2 separate regions of the Homo sapiens genome follow, and region 1 is linked to region 2. A link is a loop called in an ENCODE intact Hi-C map of the cell type or tissue named here. Cell type or tissue: Calu3. All regions are shown on one strand. Each heading gives the region's core, and the rest is flanking DNA. Links, peaks and the distances in the headings are about the cores only.

Region 1 (11,929 bases), core at 6,802-10,801, 76 kb after region 2:
GTTTCCAAATCATTCATCATATTAGCTGCATTTGAAGTACTCATAGAGTACAGGAGCAATATTACCTTCTTTAGGCAAAACTTGCATTAGTTTTTTGGCAGCCTTATCTCACTATGCTTTATATGTACTACTATTTTATTTTTTGAGACGGACTCTCACTCTGTCACCCAGGCTGGAGTGCAGTGGCACAATCAGGGTGCACTGCAGCCTCAAACTCCTGGGCTCAAGTGATTCTCCTGCCTCATCCTCCCAAAGAGCTGGGATAATAGGCATGAGCTGCCTATTCTTTTTTTTACCTAGCCTCTTATTTTCTCTTTTTAAGACAAGGTCTCACTCTGTCACCCTGGCTGGAGTGCAGTGGCATGATCATGGCTCACTGAAGTCTCAACCATCTAGGCTCAAGCAATCCTTCCACCTCAGCCTCCCAAGTAGCTGAGACTATAGACACACGCCACCATGCCTGGCTAATTTTTTGTATTTTTAGTAGAGATGATGTTAATTCTAACATCTGGGTCAATTCTGGATTGGTTTTAACTGATTGATTCACCTCCTCATTATAGGTCATTTTTCCCCCCATCCTTGCCTAGCTGCTAATTTATTATTACAGTCAAGAAATTGCTAATTTGATCTTGCTGGATATGTCTATATCCCTATACATATTCTTGAGCTTTGTTTGGGATGCAGATAAGTTACTTAGAAAAAGTTTGATATTTTTTTAAGGTTTTGTTTTTAAGATTTGTTATGCAGGACTAAAGCAATGTTCAGTTTGTGGCTAAGTATTCCCTGCTACTGAGTAAAAGTTCTCTGTTTTTCCATTGTTCAAGAAATTATAAGGCTTTTCTCAGTCTGGTTGCTGGGACGAGGTACTACTCCTGTCCCTGTGTGAGTACCAGACACTGTTACCGCTCATTTTGTCAGATGGCTCTTTCCCTGGCATCAGGTAGTTTCCTAACATATACACACTGATAAATACTCAGCTACATACTTGAAAGGAACCTTCTGTTATTTCTGCAGTTCTGCCTCTATGACGTTCTCTCCCCTCTGGTACACTGTCCCGTGAATTCTAGTTACCTTGGCCTGCCCAGCATCTCAACTTTATCTCCTCAACTCAAAAAGTCCACTAGGCTCTGCTTGAGTTTCTCCTCCCTGCATTAAGCCTGAAAATATTCTCAAGGAAATAAGCTGGATGACAGTAGGGCTCACCTTACTTACTTCCCTTCTCTCGGATATCTCTGCCCTTCATTGCCTGATATTCAATGACTTTTTTCATTATTTCATATATTTTGTCTATTTCTTGCTTGTTTCAAGTAAGAGACTAAATTTGTTACCTGTTCTCCACTTGACCAGAAGCAGAAGCCTTAATACTACATACTTTGAGTAAAACTTATGGTTTCAAAAACTGTTTCCATTTTGACCCACAAAACAGCAATTTTATACGTTTCAATCTAATATTATACTGCTTTCAAAGAATCTAAGAGACTTCTGATGAAAAAATATGTTTAATAACCCTACCTAAAAAAGTGAAATGAGGTTTATTTGATCTGCCTTATCCTTGGTGAACCTACTTAAGGCTTGCATTTATTTTCAAATTATTCACAAACCATCACAAACTCCTTACAAAGCATTTTGCTGGCACACCACTCATTTAATCTGGGCCCACAGTTCCATTTGTTGCAGCCAAAAATTTTATTTCCTGGAGCAGAGTCAAGACATTAATCCAGGTATACAAGCATCAATCAGTCCCTACATATAAATTCCTTCTACCCAGTTACACTTATTATATAATAACACTTAGCATAACAAAGTTTCTCTGTACGAGGAATTGGGCCATAATCTCAACTAGGCAGAAGGAATATGTCAGGCATCAAATTCCATATATTTAAACGTCACAAATGTAACATCTATTTTTCTAGAAGTTTCCAAAATAAAGAAGTAAATACACTTACAAGGCTTATAATTATGGATTAGAAGATTAGAAAGCAGAAAATCAAGATCAAGATAAACTTGTTAATCAATCTATAATGGCACTCTCTACCTGTACCCTTTTCTTCTAACAGTCAACCTTCAAACATCCAAATCTCATCCCCATCCAAAGATATGAATTTTTGGGTAACCCCCATCCAAAAAACTTTGATTTTCTTAGAACACGGTAAGTGATTTTATTAAGTAGATTTAAATATGATTCCAACCCATATCCTTACAAGCCAAAAACTGTGTTGAAATTTGAAATCTATTATTTTAAATTTGAATAGCCTCATTTAGAATTCATAATTCATTGAAGAAAAGAAATGAGATCCTTCTGGCCGGTGGCTCATGCCTGTAATCCCAGCACTTTGGGAGGCCAAGGTGGGCAGATAACCTGAGGTCAGGAGTTCGAGATCAGCCAGGCCAACATTGTGAAACCCCACCTCTACTAAAAATACAAAAATTAGCCAGGCATGGTGGCATGCACCTGTAATCCTAGCTACTCGGGAGGCTGAGGCAGGAGAACTTGAACCTGGGAGGCAGAGGTTTCAGTGAGCCAAGATTGTGCCACCGCACTCCAGCCTAGGCAACAGAGACTCTGTCTCAAAAAAAAAAAAAAAAACATTAAATTAAAAAAAAATGAGGTCCTTCCATAATTGTATGTGTATGTAAACTGTCATACATACACAAAAAACTGAGAACACACTTGCTGATTAGTGGTTGACACAGGCAGAATGTTATCATTGCATACCTTTTTATATCTACTCAATGAACCCATGAGAATGTAATTACTTATTCAAAAACAATTAAAATAAAATAAATGGATAAAGAAACTGGCCTAAACCACGATTAGAAATAAACTGCCATCATGAATAACTATAGATGCATCTATTTTACAGTTTTAAAAATTCGTAAGTAGATTATAATCTTATCAACTAAGACAGTGTCTCCCAAAATTTCTTAACAGAAATCACCTAGGTTACATATACCTACTGCGTACCCACAATAATTAAAAAAAAAAAAAAAAAGAAATCATCTGGGTTCTTCAAACCAGATTTTGGGGCCCAATCTAGGCCTACTGAATCAGGATTTCCCTGGAAGGCAATACTCTGTACAAAAGTGCCCCCAGGGAATTCTTACCAAAGTTGGGGAAACTTTTCTAACTACGGGGTAAGATTCAGGTCCAACAAGGGCAACAACATTACAACTAGACAATCTTGGATCCATTTTTTGGCTCTTCCAATTATCTATGTGATTTTGGATAAGTTACTTGGCCTCTTTGCGCCTCAGTTTCTTTTTTCTTTGAGACAAAGTCTCATTCTGTCACCCAGGCTGGAGTGCAATGATGCGATCTCGGCTCACTGCAACCTCCGCCTCCCAGGTTCAAGTGATTCTCCGGCCTCAGCCTCCCAAGTAGCTGGGATTACAGGCGCCCACCACCACACCTGGCTAATTTTTGTATTTTTGTAGAAACAGGGTTTCGCCATGTTGCCCAGGCTGGTTTCGAATTCCCAAGCTCAGGCAATCTGCCTGCCTTGGCCTCCCAAAGTGCTGGGATTACAAGCGTAAGACGCTGCACCCAGCCCTCAGTTTCCCTATATATAAAATGGAGATTCCACCTCCAGGGTTGTTATAAAGATTAATTTATGTAAAGGGTGCAGGACACGATCTTTCTTTTTAAAAGAAAATGAAGATATCTGGCATATAGACATCTATTAAATATTAGTTTCTTCTCCTCACATATCAAACTTACCCAGATGTTGGGGTATATGTCATTCTCATTAACAAAGTTACTGTTGAGGCACTATTTATTAATCATTAATTTTCTCAAGACATACACATACACCCAGATAATTTTCTTAGTCACTGAACTATGAACCACCTTAAAAAGCATTTAACTAGCTCAGTTTAGTTGGCTTATTCCTGACAAGAGTCACTCACTTGTCAAAGACTATGCCCAGTCTATCTCTAAAAATGTCACTTTATACACTTTAACAAAATGAAAAGAAAACCTACTATTTTTCCTTAATCCAAACTACAGCACCCCTAAATTAATTTCTCTCCCAAAAAATCCCCTAATAACTGTACCTCTGTTATGTTTCTCTCTCGTAATGAAGCCAACTCATACGGATCCACATAAAGTCCTGCAGGAATGTCCTGTTTAATTAAGAGACGGCAGGTGTGCAAGTCCTCAATGCTTTCCCCAAACTTCACTTTGATTAAAAGGTCTCTGTAAGACAAGTACATTGAAAGTAAATCTCTTCATTCAACTGTTAAATGAGATAACATAACACTGTATTCCTATTAGTGAAAACACTGTATTTCAAAATTCATTTTCCAAAAGTAGATTATAAGGTCAAATGAAATATTTATAACATGTCAGAATCATCCATTAGATCTTTCATAATTCATGTCATAAGCCACTATAGCATTATTGTAAAAATAGACAAAGATCAATGAAAAGGAATGGAATCCAATAACATTCACACAATTTTCAATAAAGGTACCAACGTAATTTAATGGGGAAAGGATAGTCTTTTCAACAAATGGCACTGAAACAACTGGATATTTACACAGAAAAAAACAGGCCAGAGGGCAGGCATGGTGCCTCATGCCTATAATCCTAGCACTTTGGAAGGCTGAGGCAGGTGGACTGCCTGAGCTCAGGAATTCGAGACCAGCCTGGGTAACACAGTGAGACCTAGTCTCTACCAAAAATACAAAATTTAGCCGGGCATGGTGGCACATGCCTGTGGTCTAGCTACTCAGGAGGCTGAGGCAGGAGAATCTTTTGAGCCTGGGAGGTGGAGGGTGCAATGAACCAAGATCATGCCCCTGTACTCCAGCCTGGGTGACAGAGCAAATCCCCATCTAAAAAAAAAGAAAAAAGAAAAAATAGGCCGGGGATGGTGGCTCATGCCTGTAATCCCAGCACATTGGGAGGCTGGGATTCAAATGATGCAGGAGGATCATTTGAAGCCAGGAGTTTGAGACCAGCCTAAGCAATATGGAGAGACCCCTGTCTCTAAAAAAATAAAAAAATTAGCCAGACATGGTGATGTGTGCCTATAGTCCCAACTACAAGGGAGGGTGTGGTAGGAGAATCTTTTGAGCCCAGGAGGTCGAGGCTGCAGTGAGCTCTGATAGCGCCATTATATTCCAGCTTGGAGGACAGAGACAAGACCCTGTCTCAAGAAAAAAAAAAGAGAGAGAGAGAGAAGATATTTTTTAAAAAACTAAATGCAACTTTAAGAGATGAAGAATATAATTTCCGAAATAAAAACTTACCCAGATGTAATTAAAAGCCATTAGATGCTGAAGAAGAAAAGATCAGTGACTTGGAGACACAGCAACAGAAACTACCCACACTGAAGCACAGAGAGGAAAAAAGACCAGGGAGAAAAAAGGAACCGCCTCCATGGCCTTTAAACAATATCAAGTAGTCTAGTATACATATATTTGGAGTTCCTAAAAAAGAGAAGAGAATGTAACAGAAAAAAAATGAAGATATAATGGCTGAACACTTTCTGAATTTCATAAAATTATAAGTCTACAAATCCAAGAAGCCAACCAACCCTAAGCAGGATAAATACAAAGAAAATCACATCAAGGCACATTATTATCCAGTCAATGGAAAACAATCTTAAAAGCTATCAATAATGATGGAGAGATTAACAAAGATAAGAATAAGCTAGAAGATAATGGAGCAACTTATTTAAATTACTAAAAGAAAAGAGGCTGTCGATCTAGAATTTTATATCCAGGAGGAAAATCCTTCAAAAATAAAGGCAAAATAAAGATTCAGACAAACACAAACTAAGAGAATTTGTCACTGCAAGAAATGACAGAAAGTAAATGATACTAGATAGAAACATAAATCTATAAGAAAGAAGAGATCAGAAATGATAAGTATGTGGGGGAATATAAAAGACTTCTTTCTCATGTTTTAATTGCTTTCAAATATGATTGCTAGACAAATTGGAGCCCTTGAGCATCACTGGTGGGAATGTAAAATGATGTGGCCACTACAGAAAACTCTATGACAATTTCTCAAAAAATTACAATAGAATTATCACATGATCCAGCAATTCCACTTCTGGGAATATGAAGCAGGCATTTAAGAGACAACCGTAAATCCTGTTCACAACGGCATTATTTGCAACAGCCAAAAGGCAGGAGCAACCAAAGTGCCCATCAACAATGAACAAATAAGCAAAATGTGGTACAAACATACAATGGAATATTACTCAGCTTTAAAAAGAAGGGAAATTCTCACATACCCTAAAACATGAAGGAACTGTGAGAACATCATGCTATGTGAAATAAGCTTCACAAACATTATATGATTCCACTTATATGAGGTACCCAGAGGAGTCAAATTCACAGAGACAAGCATGCTGGTTGCCAGGAGCTGGGAGGAGGAGGAATGAGTAGTTATTGCTCAATAGGCAAGGAGTTTCAGTTGTACAAAACGAAGAGTTCCATAAATGGATGGTGGTGATGGTAGCACAATAACGTGAATGTACTTGATGCCACTGAATTGCACACTTACAAATCGTTAAAATTAGGCCGGGCGCGGTGGCTCACGCCTGTAATCCCCACACTTCGGGAGGCCGAAGCAGGCGGATCACGAGGTCAGGAGATGGAAACTAGCCTGGCCAACATGGTGAAATCCCATCTCTACTGAAAATACGAAAATTAGCTGGGTGTGGTGGCAGGCGCCTGTAATCGGGAGGCTGAGGCAGAAGAATCACTTGAACCAGGGAATCGGAAGTTGCAGTGCGCCGAGATCGCGCCATGCACTCCAGCCTGGCAACAGAGCGAGACCCCATACCAAAAAAAAAAAAGTTAAAATTGTAAATTTTATGTTATGGGTATTTTATCACAATTAAAATAAATAATGTGAAAAGTGACTGCTTAAAGAAAAACCAGTAACAATATATTGTGGGGTTCATAACACAAGTAAAAAATAAAGTAAAATATGTGATAACAACAGCATAGAAAAGAGAAGGAGATGAAGCTATCCTGATAAAACAGTATCTGTGACATGGAATAAAATTATTTGAAGGTAGACTGTGATAGGTAACGATTGCAGGTTGTAAACCCTAAAGCAACAAATTAAAAACAGAGAGGTATAGCTAATCATCCAAAAATTGAGATAAAATAGAATGCTTAATAAGTACTCAATTTAACCTAATGCTAAATGACGAGTTAATGGGTGCAGCACACCAACATGGCACACATATACATATGTAACAAACCTGCACATTGTGCACATGTACCCTAGAACTTAAAGTATAATAATAAAAAAATAAAAAATAAATACTCAATTTACCCAAAATAAGGCAAGAAAAGAAGGAGAAGACTAGATGCAACAAAGAGAAAAACAAATAGATAAAAAAGTAGCTAGACAGATTTAAACCAGACCAACCATATTAATATTTACATTAAAAATAAACGGTCTAATCACTCCAATTAGAATGCAGAGACTGACAGATGGATAAAACAGCAACTCCTTTCACAAGGTCTTGGGATTTGGAAAGAAAAAAATTGGCCACCCTGAACTATATGCTATCTACAGGAAACACACTGAAGATAAAGACGATAAAAGTAAAAGGATAAAAAAGATATGCAAATATTAATAATAAATATGGGATGGCTATATTAATATTAGAATAAGGTGACTTCGGGACAAGGAATATTGTCAGTCATAAAGAAAGACATTACACAAAGATAAAAGGGTCAATTCATCCAATTCATCAAGAAATTATCAAGAGCATCAAGAACAATCCTAAATGTAGCACACACACACAAAAACAGAGCTTCATTGTTAAATTCTATTAAACATTAAAGGAATAAATAATACCAATGCTACACAAGCAGAAACTAGAGAAGAAAATGTTTCCCAAACTATTTTATAAGGCCAAGAATACCCAGACAGTGAAACCAGAATAAGGCATCACAACAGAGTCATGGGCCAGTAGCCTTCATGAACATACAAGTAAAAATACTAAGCAAGTTATTAGCAAAACATATCCAGATATATTTCAAGAAGATAATATCGCATGACCAAGGAGTACGTTCACTACTGGAAACATCAATGTACTTCATCATATTAAGAGAATAAAATATAAAAATTGTATGATCCTCTCAAAACAGAGGAAGAAAAGGTATCTGACAAAATTTAACACCCAATCATGAAAGAAAACTCTCAGGAAACTAGAAACTTAAGATTAAGTCCTCAACTCATAAAAAGCTATCTACAAAAAACCTAACACAAATATACTTCATGGTGAAATAACTATACCCTTCCCCCCCTTTTTTTTTTCTTCAGACGGAGTTTTGCCTCGCTCTGTTGCCAGGCTGAAGTGCGGTGGCATAATCTCGGCTCACTGCAACCTCTGCCTCCCGGGTTCAAGCGATTCTACTGCCTCAGCTTCCTGAGTAGCTGGGATTACAGGCGCCCACCACCACGCCTGGCTAATGTTTTGTATTTTTAGTAGAGATGGGGTTTCACCGTGTTTGCCACGCTGGTCTCGAACTCGTGACCTCGTGATCCGGGGTCCTCGACCTCCCAAAGTGCTGGGATTACAGGCATGAGCCACCGTGCCCAGCATAAAAAAATTAAAAAAAAATAAATGAATCAGAATTTACATATTAAGTATCTGAGAATCATTTCAAAATAATCACCTTGCGAAGCTTCAGTTTGGGCAAGTTTTCTTAAGGAACAGTTTCCACACCTTTTTACCAGACTTTTAAAGATCTTCAATATGGGCAAATATTCATCTTTTGAAGATAATTTCTTTTTTGGAAACAGCTTGGTCATTTAGAATCAACTGTAGTAAGACATAGTGATTTAGAGCAGTGTATCATAGTACTTGAGATGGCTTTGAAGTATAATAGTACTAAGCTAGAGTCAGAGCTCTATCACCCTAATTTCTACCAAATTATTTAAATTGTTTGAGCTCTACCTCCCTCATCTGAAAAATAAGAAAAAATCATCTATCTCATGCCACTGTGAAGATTAAATGGAATATTGTATATATAGGCACTAGTTGTATATATATAACAACCTCTGTATATGAGAGGGTGTGTGTAGGTTCTATACAAGTACTATGCCATTTGATATAGGGAACTTGAGCATCTGAGGACTTTGGTGTCCTCAGGGGAGGTCCAGGAGGAACCAATCCCCTCAGATACCAAGGGACAACTGTACGTGGTAAACAATACATACTTGTTTTCTTCTTTGCTCCACTCAGTTAATCATTATTTCAAAGTGTGAACCACATATGCCATCACTGAGTAACTTTGAGGAAGCAAGTGATTTTTCTTTTTTCTTTTTTTGAGACAGAGTCTCACTCTGTTGCCCAGGCTGGAGTGCAGTGGCATGATCTCGGCTCACCACAATCTCCACCTCCCGGGTTCAAGTGATTCTCCTGCCTCAGCCTCTGAAGTAGCTGGGACTATAGGTGTGTGTACCATCATGCCCAACTAATTTTTGTATTTTTAGTAGAGACAGCGTTTCACTATGTTGGCCAGGCTGGTATCAAACTCCTGACCTTGTGATCCGCCTGCCTCGGCCTCCCAAAGTGTTGGGATTACAGATGAGAGCCACCGCATCTGGCCTGATTTTTCAATTTATACAAATTTCAACCATCAATTTTTTGCTCTCAATTATATGACACATTATTTTAATAGAAATAGAAATCAACAGGCAACTTACCTGTGGAAACCATCTTTCAAAACTTCTTGCCTCAAAATAATTTCAGAACACATGGCCCTTATGCCTATAAGAACCAAACGATTTTTTTTTAAAAACAAAAGCACTGAATAAAATAATATTTAAATAATTATAAAAGAGTTATTTTAGTAGGCTTTACTTGCCTAGAAAATCTAACCAACCTAAAAACAAAACCTTTTAAAATTTAAGCAATTTGAAATATATATATAAATCTACTTCCAATATAGCACTGTGGTTAAGAACAGTGACTCTGGAGTTAGATTGCCTGATTTCAAATCCCAGTCTGTAACTTAACAGCTGTGTTAACTTTGGGCAAGATAGTTTATCTCTCTACTAGCTGTCGTAAGAATTTAATGTAAGTAGAAGCACTTAGAACAGTAGTAAGAATACATATTAAGTGTTCTATGTAAGTGTTTTTTATTAATATTACTTTATTCAGGTGATCCCAAGATACCAAAAAGGAACAGGATGGCTAAAGAGCCAGGAAATCTCCATTTTAATCCTTGTTCACTGAAACTGTGTATCAGATAGATACATACTGGCAACTTCTATATTCTAACATCCATGCCTACAAAACCAGGAAAATGGTACATTTATGCCTTGTGGAGATGCTGGAAGGTTTAAAAAAAAAACAAAAAGCAAAGCTGGAGGCACGTAAAGGTTCAACGGGTTCCACTGTAAACTTAGAATAAGCACAAATCTCAGTATACTGACTTCATCCAGATTCCAGACACTCAAGCTGTTACTCTGAGCCAGGTGTGCCAGCTCGCACTTGAGGTGGGAGGATTGCTTGAACCCAGGGGATGGGGGCTTCAGTGAGCTATGATTATACCACTGCACTCAAGCCTGGGTGACAGAGAGAGACCTTGTCTCTAAACACAAAAAAAGAAAACTATTACTCAATGTAAGCATCTTAAAACTGAAAATTCAGTTACTATTGACCAGCAACTCTGCCAGGCATTTGCTATGGAACTTTGTCCCATTTCAAAAGCTGTAAATCTGTGGGAAGAACATTTAAAAAACACACACAAGCCTGGACAACATAGCAAGACTCCATCTCCATTAAGAAAAATACAAAAATTAGCTACTTAGGAGGCTGAGGTGGGAGCATGGCTTGAGGCCAGGAGGCAGAGGGAGGCTGCAGTGAGCAGAGACTGCACCACTGCACTCCAGCCTGGGTGACAAAGCCAGACCTTGTCTCAAAACAAACAAACAAACCCCAAACACATACAGAAAACTATATATTATTTACATAATCCTGTTATTATCATTGAATATTGCTGAATCCATTAGATGTATTTCTGAAAAGATGCATTAAGAAAAATGATGTGAAGGTGAAACTATTTGAAGGAATGAAAAAAGAATAGAAAAAAATAACTGGTTAAATAATATCTAACATGCTAGATCCTCTACTTGGTGCTTTCATATGTGTTTTAACTTTCACGATCTATAGCAAAATAAGCAAAATCACTGCCATTTGTTTGCAGGAGGAAACTTGAACTTCTAAAGCATTAGTAAATGGCCCTGGGTCATACAACTAACTACGTGACCGATTAGAAGAAAGGTTTGCCTGATTTTTAAAGCCTAAGATACTTCCACTTTCAACACTAAAATTGAATGAAATTTTAGTGTTACAGCTCTTCGAGAATTTGTCTAGTTACATTTCACTGAAAAATCTCCAGCCCTCAAAAAAGAAATTGTATTTGCTTTGGAGAAGCATATGATCTTTTCCTGAATAAACAAATCCCCAAATTCCATATGTATCTTGTACCAATCCAGATTTTTATTTGTTCTTTTTTTATTTTTATTTATTTATTTATTTATTTTTTGAGACGGAGTCTCACTCTGTTGCCAGGCTGCACTGCAGTTGCACGATCTTGGCTCACTGCAACCTCTGCCTCCCAGGTTCAAGCAATTCTCCTGCCTCAGCCTCCAGAGTAGCTGGGACTACAGGCACGCGCCACTACGCCCGGCTAATTCTTGTATTTTTAGTAGAGATGGAGTTTCACCACGTTGGCCAGGCTGGTCTCGATCTCCTGACCTGGTGATCTGCCCACCCTGGCCTTCCAAAATGCTGGGATTACAGGCATGGGCCACAGCGCCCAGCCGAGCAAGGCTCTGCCTCTTAAAAAAAAGAACAAATAGCCTGGGTGCAGTGACTCATGCCTGTAATCCCAGCACTTTGGGAGGGGGAGGCAGGCAGATCACAAGGTCAACAGTTTA
Region 2 (16,470 bases), core at 7,681-11,680:
ACCGTTATCAACAAGAACCATAGTTTAGCTTTTCATTTTTCCAGGAGTAATCTTTTTATCTAGAAGTGCTTCACAAATCTCCATCTGATCCAGCCTTATGCCACTCTCTTACCAGGAGGAGTAAAGCTCAGATATTTCTGCTTCACTGTGTTGGAGTCGTAGAACTTTAGGACATCCAGCACAGCCTGAGGATTCTTCTTTTGCTCTAGTTTGGTGATATTGGAGGTCTGTAGTAATCGAGCCCACTGTTCTGGCATGCCCTAACAAGAAGATATTCAGAAATTAGTTATGGTTTAAATTGATGCAATAAAATTAATTTCCAGAGATAAATGACAAAATACACAAAACAAACCAATCTTTTGAGTGTAGGTTTGAGTAAATTTTAAAAGATCTCATTTTCTAAAGGTCTATTTTTTCTTTTTTCTTTTTTTGAGACAGAGTCTCACTCTGTCACCCAGGCTGGAGTGCAGTCGTGCGAGATCTCGGCTCACTGCAAGCTCCACCTCCCGGGTTCAGGCCATTCTCCTGCCTCAGCCTCCAGAGTGGCTGGGACTACAGGTGCCCGCCACCACGCCTGGCTAATTTTTTGTATTTTTAGTAGAGACGGGGTTTCACCATGTTAGCCAGGATAGTTTCAATCTCCTGACCTCGTGATCCACCCGCCTCGGCCTCCCAAAGTGCTGGGATTACACAGGCGTGAGCCACCGCGCCCGGCCTAGGTCTATTTTTTCTAAGTCTGTTTTGCATAACTATAATTAATAGGCTCTGCTCTCTAGGAAAACGATATATCCAACCACTAACACTTTTATAAAAAGCAAAAAGCAGTAAGAATTCATAGTTAACGTATAGATAGAAATGTTAATTTCCCTTTTTTTGAGACGGAGTTTCACTCTTCTTGCCCAGGCTGGAGTGCAATGGCACAGTCTCTGTTCACTGCAACCTCCATCTCCGAGGTTCAAATGATTCCCCTGCCTCAGCCTCCTGAGTAGTTGGAATTACAGGCATACACCCCCACGCTTGGCTAATTTTCTTGTATTTTTAGTAGGGATGGGGTTTCACCATGTTGGCCACACTGGTCTCGAACTCCTGACCTCAAATGATCTGCCAGCCTTGGCCTCCCAAAGTGCTGGGATTACAGGCGTGTGCCACCGCACCTGGCCTGAAATGTTAATTTCAAATTTAATAATGAAGGAAAATGTTTGAGTGCTATTTTAAACGTTATAAATGGGCCCGAACTAGGTTAACTTACAGTGAATTCTCCAGTAACAGCATCAAAGCCAACATGGATGGTGTGCTCAAAATCAGATGGAGGAGAAATTTCTGGCCGTTCCTTTTCTTTCTTTTTACTTCCTAGGGGGCATTAGAAAAAAAGAGAAAGAATCAGCCTATTTAAACAAGACTAGTAAAGGCACTTATAATTTTATTTTTTGTCTTTTGTTTTTTTAAATGGAGTTTCGCTCTTGTTGCCCAGGCTGGAGTGCAGTGGTGCAATCTCAGCTGACTGCAACCTCTGCTTCCCGGGTTCAAGCCATCCTCCTGCCTCAGTCTCCCAAGTAGCTGGGATTACAGGTGCCCACCACCATGCCCGGCTAATTTTTGTATTTTTAGTAGAGACAGGGTTTCATCATGTTGATCAGGCTGGTCTCAAACTCCTGATCCACCTGCCTTGGCCTCCCAAAGTGCTGAGATTACAGATGTGAGCCACCGCATGCCCGGCATATTATGTTTATATTTTTCCTAAAACATATTAGGATCAAAGTTATTCTAGAAAACACACTAGAATCAAAGTTATTCTAGAAAAGATTTCCCCTAAAAACTGGCTGATAGGAAACTAGTAAATGAAGTAAAGCAGACTGTCCTGCCATAGAGTAGGGCTGGACACAACCAAACACTGAGGAGGCACATGGAGTGACCAACGGCAGGCCTGAGTAACAGAGCACAGGCAGAAGAGACACCCCCTTCGGGCACCAGCTCTCTCACAAAGGGCTACATCTCAGATGCTGAGCAATGTGGACAGCAAACACAGCAAACCCCATTTCCACTCAGCTACATTCATCAGGAAGTCAGATTTGCATTACTGTGACTCCGCAGATAATACACACTGTCAAGACAAGTAGTTGACAAAACCACCTCTCCTTTTTTGTGCAAGCATAATCCTTTTTTAGTGGAGTTACTAATTGCCACATTTTAAAACTATGCAGTTTTTCTATGGTCCGATTGTAAATTATTTCTGCAACATTTCTGCCACACACCTATCAATAATGTTCTCTGTGAACTCCAACACATCAGTTCCTTCCCCCTACCCCCTCCCTCTCAGCTCCTCCTGCTCTAATCTGCAGTAGCTCATGCCTACGCTTCCTGCAGTTACCGTCCATGACATCCCTTCACTCCTGCCCTGTATGTGCTGGAATCTATTTTCTGGATCTTACGTTTTCCTCTTGATTTATCCCTTTAGTGATAGTTCTTCACTAATTTTATATATATATAAGTTGGAACCCTCAGCATTTCCAGTGTTGCCATTTAGAAGGCCAGCGCCATTTTGGTTCCTGTTTGGAGCCACTGTTGAAAGTCAATTGTCTGTACACGTGTGAGTCTATCTCTGAAGGCTCTGCTCTGTTGCAATTATCTGTTTGTCTGCCTTTATGCCACTATCAGACTGCCTTGATTATTTTATTGCCATTTTGTAATACGCATTGAAACTATGTCACATAAGTCTTCTTTTTCTTTTGTCAAAGCTGTTTGGGTAATCGAGGTCCTCTGCATTTCCCTATTAATTTTAGAATAAGCTTATTAATTTCTACAGAAAGCCTGTTGGAATTCTGACTAGAATTGGAATGAATGTACATACAGATGAATTTTAAGGAGAATTTCTTTCTTTCTTTCTTTTTCTTTTTTAACAGGGAGTCTCATTCTGTCGCCCAGGCTGGAGTGCAGTGGCGTGATCTCAGCTCACTGCAACCTCTGCCTCCCGGGTTCAAGCAATTCTCCTACCTCAGCCTCCTGAGGAGCTGGGATTACAGGCATGCACCATCATACCAGGCTGATTTTTATAATTTCTGGTAGAGATGGGGTTTCACCATGTTGGCCAGGCTGGTCTCAAACTCCTGGCCTCAAGCGATCCATCTGCTTTGGCTTGCCAAAGTGCTGGGATTACAGACATGAGCCACTGCACCTGGCTGAGAATTTATTTCTTGATTTCTTAACAACACCGAGTTTTCTGATCCATGAAAACAGCAAATCTTTTCATTTATTTAGGTCTTTAAAAATTTCTCTCAGCAGTGTTTGCAGTTGTCTTCATCCGTTCGGTACGCTTTATCAGAATACCACTGCCTATGCAATTGATTAATATAAACATTAGAAGCTGGCTGCGAGCAGTAGCTCATGCCTGTAATCCTGGCACTTTGGGAGACTGAGGTGGGCAGATCACATAAGGCCAGGAGTTCAAGACCCATCTGGCCAACATGGCAAAACACTGTATCTAAAATGCAAACTTCAGCCGAGTATAGCGGCACAAGAATTGCTTGAACCCAGGAGGTGGAGGCTGCAGTGAGCCGAGATTGTGTCACTGCACTCCCCAGCCTGAGTCACAGCGTGAGACTGCCTCAAAAAAATAAAAGTTCATTTGGCTCACAGTTCTCCTGGAGGCTGGAAAGTCCTCCAGGTCAAGGACCAAGAAGCCACACCTGGTGAGGGTCCTTCTTGTTGTGTCATAACGTAGCCGAAGGCATCACATTGCAAGAAAGAGAGCAGGAGAGGGCCAAACTGGCTTTTATAAGCAACTCGCATCCACAATAAAGACATGAGTCCATCCGTGAGCACTCGCGTCGCCTCTTGAAGGTCCCATGTCTCAACACTCTCTTACTGGGGCTTCAGTTTCTAACACATGAACTCTGGGGGACACTTAGAAACAGAGCAGTAGTTATCAGTGCAGAGCGCACACTGTTTCATCAGATTTCTGCCTCGGTATTTCCTGGTTTTGATACTATTGCAAATGGCAGTTTTAAAATTCCCTTTTTAATCATTCATTGCAGCCATAAAGAAACACAGTTGTTTCTTGAATACTAATCTTATATCCTGAAACCTTATTACACTTACTTCCACTAGTATTTTTGTAAATATACAATTTTGCTACAAAAATTCAATCATGTTGTCGGTGAATAAAATCAAGTTTACTTCTTTCCAATCTGGATTCCTTTTATTCGTTTTCTTAAAAAAAATTTTTTTTTGCCTTACTACATTAGCTAGACCCTTCAGTACATTGTTGAATAAAAGTGGATGAAGAGAAATTTTATTTTTCCTGATCTAAGAGGAAAAACTGTCATTCTTTTTACCCTTAAGTTTAATGCCAATGGTAGGTTTTTAAAAGATGTCCTTTATGAGGCTAAAGGGCATTCTCTTCTATTCCAAGTTTGCTGAACACTTCTATCAGCAATGGATACTGGGTTCCGTCAAATGCCTTTTCTCCATGTATTGAGACAAACCCATGGCTCATCCTTTCTATTGTGTTAATACAGTAAATAACATCCATCGATTTTCAAACTTAAACCAACGAAATCCACTTGGTCATGATGTATTACCCTTTTTATACACTGCTGGATTCCAACTGCTAAAATCTTGCTAAGAATTTAACATTGGCCAGGCACAGTGGCTCATGCCTATAATCCTAGCACTTTGGGAGGCTGAGGCAGAGGGATCACTTGAGCTAAGGAGTTCAAGACCAGCTTGGCCAACATGGTGAAGTCTCGTCTCTACTAAAAATACAATAATTAGCCGGGCGTGGTGATGCATGCCTATAATCCCACCTACTAGGGAGGCTGAGGCAGGAGAATCACTTGAACCTGGGAGGTGGCAGTTGCAGTGAGCCAAGATCGCACCACTGTACTCCAGCCTGGGCAACAAAGCAAGACTCCTTCTCCAAAAAAAAAAAGAGAAAAGAAAAAAAAGTTGGTACATATTTGTTCATACCATCTTTTTAATATCTGTAAAATCTGTAGGGGTGCCACCACCTCTCTCATTCTCAATATTGGTAATGTGTCTCTCCTCCCCATCCACTGCCCCCTGTCAGTCTGGCTATAGGTTTATCCATTTTATTGACATTCTAAATGAATCTACTTTTGGTTGCAGTGATTTTCTCTGCTGCTTTTTCCCCCTATTTCATTTATTCCCATTTTGCTTTTTATTATTTCCTTTCTTCTACTTACTTTGGATTTCATCTGCTCTTCCCTTCTAGTTTATTAAGATGGCTTAGCTAAAGTCATTGATTTAAAATCTTTTCTTCTAATATGGTGTTTAATACTATAAGTTTTCCACTAAGTACTGCTTTAGCAGTATCCTACAAATATTGATGTTTTGAATTTTCATTCGGCTTAATATATTTTCTAAATATCTTTTTATTTGTGAAGTGCTTTCTTTACTTTCCAAATATTTCCAGAGACCTTCTTGTGACTGATTTCTAATTGAATTATATTATGATCACAAGAACACACTTTATATAATTTAAATCCTTTATTTATTTTATTTTTTTTTGAGACAGAGTCTTGCTTTGTTGCCCAGGCTGGAGTGCAGTGGCACAATCTTGGTTCACTGCAACCTCCGCCTCCTGGGTTCAAGCAATTCTATGCCTCAGCCTCCCAAGTAGCTGGGATTACAGGTGCCCACGACCACGCCTGGCTAATTTTTGTATTTTTAGTAGAGACAGGGTTTCACCATGTTGGTCAGGTTGGTCTTGATCTCCTGACCTCATGATCCACCCACTTCGGCCTCGCAAAGTGCTGGGATTACAGGCATGAGCCACTGCGCCCAGCCTATTATTTTGAGAGGGAGTCTCGCTCTGTCGCCCAGGCTGGTGTGCAGTGGCGCAACCTCAGCTCACTGCAGCCTCTGCCTCCCAGGTTCAAACGATTCTCCTGCCTCAGTCTCCCAAGTAGCTGGGATTATATGCGCCTGCCACCACGCCCAGCTAATTTTTGTATAATTAGTAAAGACGGTTTCACCATGTTGGCCAGGCCGGTCTCGAACTCCTGACCTCAAGTGATCTGCCCGCCTCAGCCTCACAAAGTGCTGAGATTGCAGGTATGAGCCACCGTGCCTGGCCAACATTTTTGAGAATTTTTAAAAGTAGACCTCATGTGTCTTTAAAGAGAATGTATATTCTACTGTTATTGTGTGGAGTGTTCTATAAACGTCTATTAGGTCAAGTTGGCTGATAGTTACGTTCAAATTTTTTATATCCTTAGCGATTTTATGTCTACTTTTTCTACCAATTACTGAGAGAAGTTTTGGAATCTCCGATTATAATTGAATTTGTCTGTTTCTTCTTGAAATCCTCTCAGTTTTTGCTTTGTGAATTTTGAAGCTGTTATTAGGTACATAAATATTTAGTTCTATTATATCATCTTAATGAACTGGTCCTATTATCACGAAATAACAACCTTCCTTATTATCACTGATAGTATTTTTTAGCTCTAAACTCTAGTTTGTCTGCTGTTTATACAGCCAGTCCAGGTTTCTTTTAATTGTTAACACACCTTTTTGTATCCTTTCATTTTGGCCTATTTTGTGGCTTTATGTTTTAAAGTAGATTTCTTGTAGGTAGGTCTGTTTTTATCAATCTTTTCTGCCTTCTTCTGGACTAAGTATTTTGAGATTCCCTTTTATCTACTCAGTTGTTTCTTAAGCTAGAACTCTTCATATACTATCATGTTCACCTGTTGAAATTGTACACTTCAATGGGTTTTAGTATATTTAGAGTTGTGCAATCATAATCACAATCTAACTTTAGAACATTTTTATCATACCCAGAAGAAACCTTGCACCTAATGGCAATGACTCCCCATTTCAGCCCTTGCCCCACCCCAAACCTCAGGCAACCACCAATCTACTTTGTCTCCATAGCTTTTGCCTGTTCTGCTCATTAATATAAATGGGACCAAACAATATGCAGTCTTTTGCGAATGACTTTTGTTACTTAATGTTTTTGGGATTCATCCATGTTACAAGGTGTATCAGTGCTTTGTTTTCTTAAAAACTCAAAACAATTATCTTTCAAAGAAATTTAGATAAGAAAGAACGCATACCACAAGGGTCCCCAGCCCCCAGGCCACAAACTGGTACCAGAGTCCGAGGCTTGTTAGGAACCGGCTGCACGGCAGGAACTGAGTGGCAGGTGAGTGAGCATCACCGCCCGAGCTCCGCCTCCTGTCAGATCAGCAGCCGCGTTGGACCGCATAGCGTGAGCCCTACTGTGGACTGCACACGCGAGGGATCCAGGTTGTGCGCTTCTTATGAGAATCTAATGTCTGATGACCTCAGATGGAACAGTTTCATCTCGAAACCATTCCCCCGCACCACTGGGTCTGTGGAAAAACTACCTTCCGCGAAACCAATCCCGGGTGCCAAAAAGGTCCAGAACCACGGAGGTGCCACATCCAGTGCTTTTCATTCTTTCCTGTGAGTCCACATTTCCATCTGACATCACCTTCCTTCTGCCTGAAGGGCTTAGTTTAACATTTTTTGTAGTCTGTCTGCTGACGATACACTCGTTCAGCTTTTACGCATTTAAAATTCTGTGTCCTCCTTTGTTTTGGAAAGACACTTTCAATAGTATAGAATTCTAGGCTGATAGATTTTTTTCCCTTTAAATACTTTAAAGATGTTGTCCCTTGTCTTCTGGCTTGCACTGTTACTTAAATAAAGTCTGGGATCACTCTATCTTCGTCCTATATATATAATGAGTCTTTCATTTTTTTTCTGGTAGCTTTTAAAATTTTCTCTATCACTGTGTTTTTGTTGTTGTTGTTGTTTTTGGTTTGAAACAGGGTCTCGCTCTGACACCCAGGCCGGAGTGCAGTGGTGCGATCTCAGCTCACTGCGGCCTCAACCTCTGGGCTCAAGCAATCCTCCTGCCTCAGCCTACCAAGTCCTGGGAGTACAGGTGCACACCACCCTGCCCAGATAATTTTTCTTTTTTTCTTTTTTTTTTTTTGTAGAGATGGGATTTTGCCATGTTGCCCAGGCTGGTCTTGAACTCCTGGGCTCAAGTGATCCTCCCACACTGGCCTCCCAAAATCCTAGGATTGGAGGCATGAGCCACTGTGCCCAGCCCTAACACTGGTTTTAAACAATTTGATTACAGTAAGCCTTGGTGTAGTTTTCATGTTTCCTATGCTCAAATGTTGTTAAATTTCTTGAATCTGTGGGTTTACAGTTTTCATTAAATTTGGAAAATTTTAAGCCATTTTTCAAAGAAGTATGAGGATATTTAGTCTGGTTTTTATTGGATATGTTTGCTTAGAGAGTCTCTGTAATTTACCTGTTGATTTTCTTTCTTTTCCTCACCCCCGAGCCTAGGTTGCTGCCTCCTTTCCAGCACTAAATGGCACCATAAGCCCAGGTTTGCCTGGGTTCTAGCAGAGTGCAGCCCATCCTAAATGGGAGAGAGGAGTCCCCAAGGGGATATTCTGGTAGCAGTACAGGAAGGGTGGCTCAGGGTTCCTGCCAAGGGTCCTGTGGAATAAACCTCCTACAACATGGTGTTGCTGAACAGCTGCTCTATTTGGCATCCCCTTTGGCTGAGTTATACAGCAGGGTTTCCAAGGCTGGGAACAGTAATCCCGCCTCCCTCCTCTGCCTCTGGCTGTCCTCAGGGTAGCTCTCCCTATGCCACCTGTGGGCTAAGGCAGGGACAGGCCTCCTGCCAGGGAACCCAAGATGGTGGAGAAGGTGGCTGTCTTCTTCAATCTCACTTTTTCCTGTGTAGACACTGTGAATTGGGGGAGATTTTCCCACACTTGGCGCCAGGCGGACAGGGGGAACGGGTGTTGCAGATACGGAAGTCCGATTCTTACAGCATGCCTGGAGTTCTTTCATTTCTCTGTGCCCCTGGGAACTGTCTCCTTCTCATATCTGAGTTCTTGGATGTTGCTGGTGATCATCTTAGTGCTGTATGTTCTTGGTTTTCTGTGGTGGCAGGGCAGAGTGAGTGAAGCCAGTGTGCTTCTACACCACCATTTTAGAGCTAGAAGTCACTATGTCCTCCACTTAATTGTCATTAGTCAGATCTTTTAACTGTTATCTTTTCTCTCATATTTTCCATCTTTGTATTTCTGTTTAATTCTTTGAGAGAATTTTCTTTTCTTTTTTTATTTGAGACAGAGTCTTGCACTGTTGCCCAGGCTGGAGTGCAATGGCGCAATCTTGGCTCACTGCAACCTCCGCCTCCCAGGTTCAAGTGATTCTCCTGCCTCAGCCTCCTGAGTAGCTGGGATTACAGGTGTACGCCACCGAGCCCAGCTAATTTTTGTATTTTTAGTAGAGATGGGATTTCACCATGTTGACCAGGCTGGTTTCGAACTTCTGATCTCAAGTGATCCACCCACCTTGGCTTCCCAAAGTGCTGGGATTACAGGTGTGAGCCACCGCTCCAGCAGGGAGAATTTTCTTGATTATCTTCCACTCTTCTTTCTATTGCTATCTTTTGTTTGTTTTGGTAATTTTAAATGTTGATATTCCAAGAACTGTTTTCCATTGTTCTCTGATCATTCTTTCTCTGCGAACTCTTTTCTTGTTTCATGGATTCCTCTATCTCCTCTCTTTGACGATTATACAGTATGTGTGTATGCACAGGCTGCAGTTTGGGGTTTTTTTTCTCCTTACACTGTCTATTTCTTTTAAGTTCCTGTTTTTATCCCTATTGTTTTGGACTCTCCCTCTCATTTATAAAGGGTTTTTCATAAATGTCGGGTGATCCTGTACTGTCTACTCATATAGAAAGTATTAAAAAGCTAACTGGGAGTTAAGCCAACCTTAACACTAAAGATAAGGACAGCATGCATGCAAGGTACCTAAAGTATTTTTTTCCCCAGGCCATTGTTTATCCAGAGAAAAATCTTCCAATCTCCTGTCTGAGGCTGTGAGTCAGGCTGCAGGTATTCTGAAAGCAGGATGGGGAAAGGAGTTGAAAATGCTGACTTGCATGAAGTCACCTGCTTTATTCTGGTGCTTCAACTTTTCCTGACTCCCCTGATAAGAACAGAGGCTTCTGTGGTTTAAATTCTCTGGAAATAAATGTAAATCCCAGTTTATTCTTTTTTCCTTCCGGAGGATGGGGATAACACTTACATGGATGTGTGGGGTGTAAAGGAGGAGTCCTGGGGGGCCTTTGACACTTTCGATGTTGATTTTCAACTAATCCCCCTTCTCCTCAGCATGTGTAGTGCATCCTACCCCCACTCCGACACAGTGTCGTGTGCCTCTAAATCTTGAGCTTCCAGAATTTCTACAAGGGAAACTTGTTTCCCTTCTCACAGATTCCCCTCTGCAAACGCTTAGGTTATGTGTTTCTCTGTCCTGCTGAGTCAGGTGCCAATTTTCCACCACTTCTGCCTTCCAAATGTGTACTGAAGCCTCTTTCACAATACTGTCTCCTCTCTTTTTCTCTTTGACCGTGTGTGTGTGTGTGTATATATATATATTTTTTTCTGTCATTTTAGTTGGGTCTTGGGAGGGAGAGTAAATAGAATGCTTCTGTATGTGGTCAACATGCTGTGTTTAACCAGAAGATTCTTCTAATATCAAAGAGTTAAAAATCATGCTGTTTGATAAGTCTATACATATAAGACTGGAAATGTTACCGTATGCTCTTCTTTGTTTACAAAGATACTACTAGTTTAGTATTGGTAGGAAACACAATAATACTTATTTAACTAGTAATGAGGGATTTATGCTCAAATGTCCATCTCCTCTCTAGGCATGTAACTTAAAAGAGATCTGGTCACAGTGAGAGGGAAGGGAATGCTGGTTATGGACAGGAGCAGAGGGAAAGGAAACTGTTAAGCCTGGATTCTCTTTACTGAAACACAATTATTAATACGTCTATCATAAATTACCTCTCTCTCAATTTTCACTAGACTTTGAGTAATTTGAGGTCGTGCACTCAACATTTCTTTATGTCCCTTGGCTTCTAACGGAATACCCTACATACAGGAGAAATTATTTATTAGTTAACGATAAACTAGTAGTTTACAATTTAATGTACTATGATTATATGTGTTCTTTCTTTTAAAAAAATCTGCTCAGCATCCTACTTTTGGAAACTTCCCTCACCTTTCCTCTATGCAGATAGTTGGGAAAGATGCCATTTTCTTACACGACTATGGTCACAGATGACTGGTCCGAGGTGGGCACCTAACTCAAGCCAGGTCAGCACAGCTTCCCACACACCCTCCAGCAACTGGTGCAGGGGCAGCCACCTGAGCAGCTAAGCCAGACTCGGCTCCCTGAGAATCAGTCTATCACTAGTGTCTGAAGTTGTAAGAAACTGAGCCCAGGAATTCTATTTCTTTTTTTTTTTTTTTGACGGAGTCTCGCTCTGTCGCCCAGGTTGGAGTGCGGTGGCGCGATCACAGCTCCACTGCAAGCTCCGCCTCCTGGGTTCCCGCCATTCTCCTGCCTCAGCCTCCCGAGTAGCTGGGACTACAGGGGCCCGCCACCACGCCTGGCTAACTTTTTGTATTTTTAGTAGAGACGGGGTTTCACCTTGTTAGCCAGGATGGTCTTGATCTCCTGACCTCGTGATCCACCTGCCTCGGCCTCCCAAAGTGCTGGGATTACAGGCGTGAGCCACCACGCCCGGCCCAGGAATTATATTTCTTAACACATAAAGAAAAAACATTCTGAAATAAGAAATATAAAATAAGAAAAAAATATAAAAAGAAGGGTGAGAGATAACATATCTAGCAAGAGTATTCCTGGTTCCTGTTGTGTCTAAGGCCTAGTCATATTCTTCAACTTGGAAACGTTAAGAGTTTAGAGAAATATATTAAAGTTTCATATATGATAGGAGTATAGAGTAAAAAGTTAAAGGAAAAACACAAAAACGATTAAGCAGAACTTGAGATAGAGCCACATTAGATCATTCAAAATAAACATAAAATCCTAAAAATCTGTTCAATGCCATTTGTTTTTACATAACACACATACAGGTACTCTCTGTATTTTAATAGTCTCAATGGGAAAAGGAAAGGATATTAGAAACAGTGTCTAAAACAAAAAGATACTAAAGCATGTCTGGAATTGAACAATGTGCTGGAAAGATATTGCTATACCAACAGAATGTCTTTAATACTCTTATATAACGACTCTAGAAGCCCAGAAATAGAGGGCCAATCACAATAAATTTATGTAGATGTGGGGGTTCAGTCAGGATGGCAGAAGAAATTATAGGAATAGAAAAAAGCAAACCTGCTTGGAAGGCCGGGGAGTTTTGCATAGCTTCAAAGTTTGGCTGAAGGTAGCCAGATTCTCTTTTCAGGAGCCAGAGAGCTTAAGGTACAGATACAAAGGAATATAAAGTAGTTTATCTAAAGAGCTTGTTTACTCATGTGGTCCTAAGACTAACCTTTGATCATTGGTGGGCAAGATGGCCCTCTCCAGGGTGGGGGCGACCAGGTGAATTACCCACAGGTGTGTTGACTCAAGCCTTTGTCAATTAATCTATACTAAATAAATGCAAGCTTCCTTGGCTAGTTGAGGCCGATGGTTGCAACGCTTTACAGCACTCTCCTGGGAGTCTGTAAGTGGCCCGGACTCTCAGCTGGACTGACAAGCATAACATCTGTGTCAGTGTAAGTTATTCATCCGTCATTGGGTCAGGGTCTGCGGGACGGACCCCTACATGTTACACCTTAGCTTTGGAGAAATCTGAAATCTGTTCATGTTTCATAAAATGAAAGGAGGTCAACTTCCCACTTCTGCTTATCAAACACAACCATCTACGGGAGGTTCACCAGGCAACCAGATCACTTGATGGGAAGTAATAGACCAGGGCAAAAAACTTATTTTAATAAAATAAACAATTTAACTAGTGTCCTAGGAGAAAAAAAGATTCTTAGAATCATTTTCCAACTTCATTAGACAACAAAACAGCAGCAGCAGGCAGGCAGCAACCTTCAGCCAAGAGGCAGAGACCCTGAGTCACATGTTGACAAAAGGTACTGAAAAGAATCCTAAGTAGGCTACTGTCACATTCTCTAGGGCACTACCTTTTAGACTGCTTTCAAGCTACATCTAAGGCTAAACAAACAAATAAAAGAAACCCTTTATCTGTTTAAAAGGAAGACTCTTCTGTTTCTAGTCTAACCATAAGTAATTCCTCCTTTGTTCTTTTGATGTGTAATAGCTTCAAATTCCATGACACAGCAGAGAATTCTCTAGGAAAGGTGTCCCCAGCCCCAGGGCCGTGGACCAGTACAGGTCCATGGCCGGTTAGGAACTGGGTGGCACAGCAGGAGGTGAGCAGTGGGGAGTGAGCACCACCGCCTGAGCGCCACCTCCTGTCAGATCAGTGGCAGCATTAGATCCCCATAGGAGCGCAAACCCTATTGTGAACTGCGCATGAGAGGGATCTAGGCTGCACACTCCTTATGAGAATCTAACTAATGTCTGATGATCTGAGGTGGAAGAGTTTCATACCGAAACCACCCCCCCGTCAGCCCCACAGAAAAATTGTTTTCCGGCCAGGCACGGTGGCTCACGCCTGTAATCCCGGCACTTTGGGAGGCTGAGGTGAGCAGATCACCTGAGGTCAGGAGTTCGAGACCAGCCTGGTCAACATGGTGAAACCCTGTCTCTACTAAAAATACAAAAAAATTAGCTGGGCGTGGTGGCGTGCACCTCTAGTCCCAGCTACTCGGGAGGCTGAGGCAGGGGAATTGCTTGTACCCAGGAGGCGGAGGTTGCAGTGAGCTGAGACCACGCCATTGCATTCCAGCCTGGGCAACAAGATGAAACAAAAAAGAAAAAAGAAAAATTGTTTTCCATGAAACCATTACCCCAGTGTCAAAAAGGTTGGGGACCACTCCTCTAGGAAATAGGCAGAGAAGTATGGGTTACTATTATTAATCTCAGAATTCATTTTTTTAATCAGAAAGGTTGTTTACAGATCTAAGTCATAACCAACCAGAAGTGAAGGTGCTTATAGGTTGAATAGCTAGATGTGAAAATTGCTTTAGTTAATAAAGACAATACCATCCAACTCTAGCTGTATGAATAAAGCTTATTTTAAAAAGTCAAATGGCTCACTGACATTTTCATTATTTAAACTAGTAGACTAGTTAGGCCATTTCTCACTTGGGCTACAGCAAAAGCCTCCTAACTAGTTTCCAACTTCACTCTCACACTTCGAACAAAACCTTTTTTCTATATACCTACCATTCTCTCCTAACTAAAACAGAGAGATGGCCAGGTCTTTCCCCTGATTAAAAATCTGTAATGGTTCCCCAGGAAACAGGATAAAATGTGAGCTCTGTAGCATAGAATACAAGGCCCTTTATGACCTGGTCACTGCCTACCTCTTCAGCCTCTTCTGCTGTCTGTAGTGCCTACATACACCCTGCTGTAATTCTCTGTCCTTCCCTCTCTGCTTTCCAGTAACACCGGGCGGCACTCAGCTCCATGGATGTGCTCTGATCCCTCCTGTAGGTGGGCCACTGAAACAGGCTCTTCCCGGGCATGGAACACACTTTGTAACTATCGTTTCCCTTACCCATCCTGCAGTCTTCAGCTCTATTATGACCTCCTTAGGAAGCCTTCCCAGACACTGCAGATTGGACACATGTTGTGCACTGCCTCTGTACCACTTTTCATGGCTTGTAATTCTATACCATGGTTTGAGATTGCTGTCGTGGGAGCAGGGACACTATCTGCTTTATCACTCATCTCTGATTATTCACATAGTACACACATTAGCAAGCATGGAAAAAAGATCTGTTCTGTCAAGTTGCCTTAAAACGGCACGATCCAAAAGGATAATTTTCGAGTTTTTTGGTGATACCAATTAAAACCAGTAATTAATAAGTGAAAACATCCTAGAGTCTTTATTTTCTTTTTATAAAAATATTAGCTGTTTTTTTAGTAAGGAAAGCAGTAAGGGATGTAAATTTTTTAGTGGAATAAAATGAATTATCTCTAGATCAGGCCTTACATTAGAGATGGCAAAAGTCTTAAGGTCATTATGATTTTTAAAAAATGGAAATACAATTGTTTGCCTTTTAGACTCTTCTGTTTCAAGATGATGTACTGAGCACATACTGAAGTTCTCTCCCTTCTACACCAAAACCGAGTGTTTCACAGAATAAAATCCACGAGGAATGCTCCAGAATGAAAAGCAATTAGCATAAGACTAGCGAGAGAAGCAGCAGTTAGGATGTCAGTGGGAAAATGCTTCTGCAAACTGCTGCAGGTGGCTGAAACTAGAAGCAAGGTGGGTGGAAATGAGCGGACCCAGAGGCAACCACTAGGGTGATGAACGGGATAATCCAGTGAGAGCAACAGAGCAGGTTATTTCTATGTTTACAAAAGCACGGATGTGTAAACACACACAAGGTTCTCCCTCATTCCTAATGCCGAAAGCTGGGCCCCAGTGACTGGGCTGTGTTTCAGCTTCCAGGTAGGAGCAATAAGTGTAAGAGGAAAGGGAGGTAGAGCTCCAGGAAACAGGAGGAATCAAGAAGCATCCTACCCTCCAAACATTCCACACATCTCTGTCTCTCTGAGACTGAAAACGACATGCAACTAAACTTCCCTGTAAACAGGCTACACAAAGGCTCTGCAGATTCCCCACCCTCAGCTACAAAGGTGGATGCAATTCTCCCCTATTTGCCCTACAAAGTCTATACAATTCTTTTTTTTTTTTTTTTTCTGAGACGGAGTCTCGCTCTGTCGCCCAGGCTGGAGTGCAGTGGCGCAATCAAGGCTCACTGCAAGCTCTGCCTCCCGGGTCCACACCATTCTCCTGCCTCAGCCTCCAGAGTAGCTGGGACTACAGGCACCTGCCACCATGCCTGGCTAATTTTTGTATTTTTAGTAGAGATGGCGTTTCACCTTGTTAGCCAGGATGGTCTCGCTCTCCTGACCTCGTGATCTGCCGGCCTCGGCCTCCCAAAGTGCTGAGATTACAGGCATAAGCCACGGTGCCCGGCCCAAAGTCTATACAATTCTAATCAAAGTAGCCACAGGTTTTTTTTTCTGTTAAAGTACATGATAAACAGATTCTAAAATTTATAGAAAGATGCAAAAAGCCAAAGCAATTAACAGGATTCTGAAGAAGAATCTGGTTAAGAGATTTGTTCCATCAGGCATTAACAATCAATATAAGAGCCAGGTGTGGTGGCTCGCGCCTGTAATCCCAGCACTTTGGGAGGCCAAGGCTGGCAGATCGTTTGAGCTCAGGAGTTTGAGACCAGCCTGGGCAACATATGAGAGCCTGTCTCTACAAAAAATACAAAAATTAGTTGGGCATGGTGTTGTGCACCTGTAGTCCCAACTACTTGGAAGGCTGAGGCAGGAGGATCACTTGAATCTGGGAGGTGGAGGTTGCAATGATCCAAGACATATCACTGCACTCCAGCCTGGGTCACAGAGTGAGACCCTGCCTCAAAGAAAAAAAAAAAAAGATTGTAAGATATAGTAATC

The links. Hi-C counts contacts between places; a loop is a spot of excess contacts. Peaks named below come from ENCODE experiments on the same cell type or tissue, not always from the same donor. Only the 100,000 strongest peaks of a DNase experiment are listed, where the experiment ranks them.
Region 1: it touches region 2 in a loop (3-fold over the local background); 2 of 110 quality-filtered maps call a loop at or near these places.

Annotation. Positions count from the first base shown.
Region 1 is chr3:196,714,681-196,726,609 of GRCh38, reverse strand. PIGX (phosphatidylinositol glycan anchor biosynthesis class X) reads right to left here. Exons shown (of 6, transcript NM_017861.4): 2 at 9,689-9,752; 3 at 4,054-4,195. Among named protein-coding and RNA genes, the nearest start is that of PIGX, 8.3 kb to the right of the region's middle. In Calu3, for the core only: no CTCF peak of the experiment used is centred there; no DNase peak of the experiment used is centred there.
Region 2 is chr3:196,786,807-196,803,276 of GRCh38, reverse strand. PAK2 (p21 (RAC1) activated kinase 2) reads right to left here. Exons shown (of 15, transcript NM_002577.4): 3 at 1,250-1,350; 4 at 113-260. Among named protein-coding and RNA genes, the nearest start is that of PAK2, 55 kb to the right of the region's middle. RefSeq lists an enhancer at 15,671-16,377. In Calu3, for the core only: no CTCF peak of the experiment used is centred there; DNase peaks (open chromatin) are centred at 9,926 and 10,226.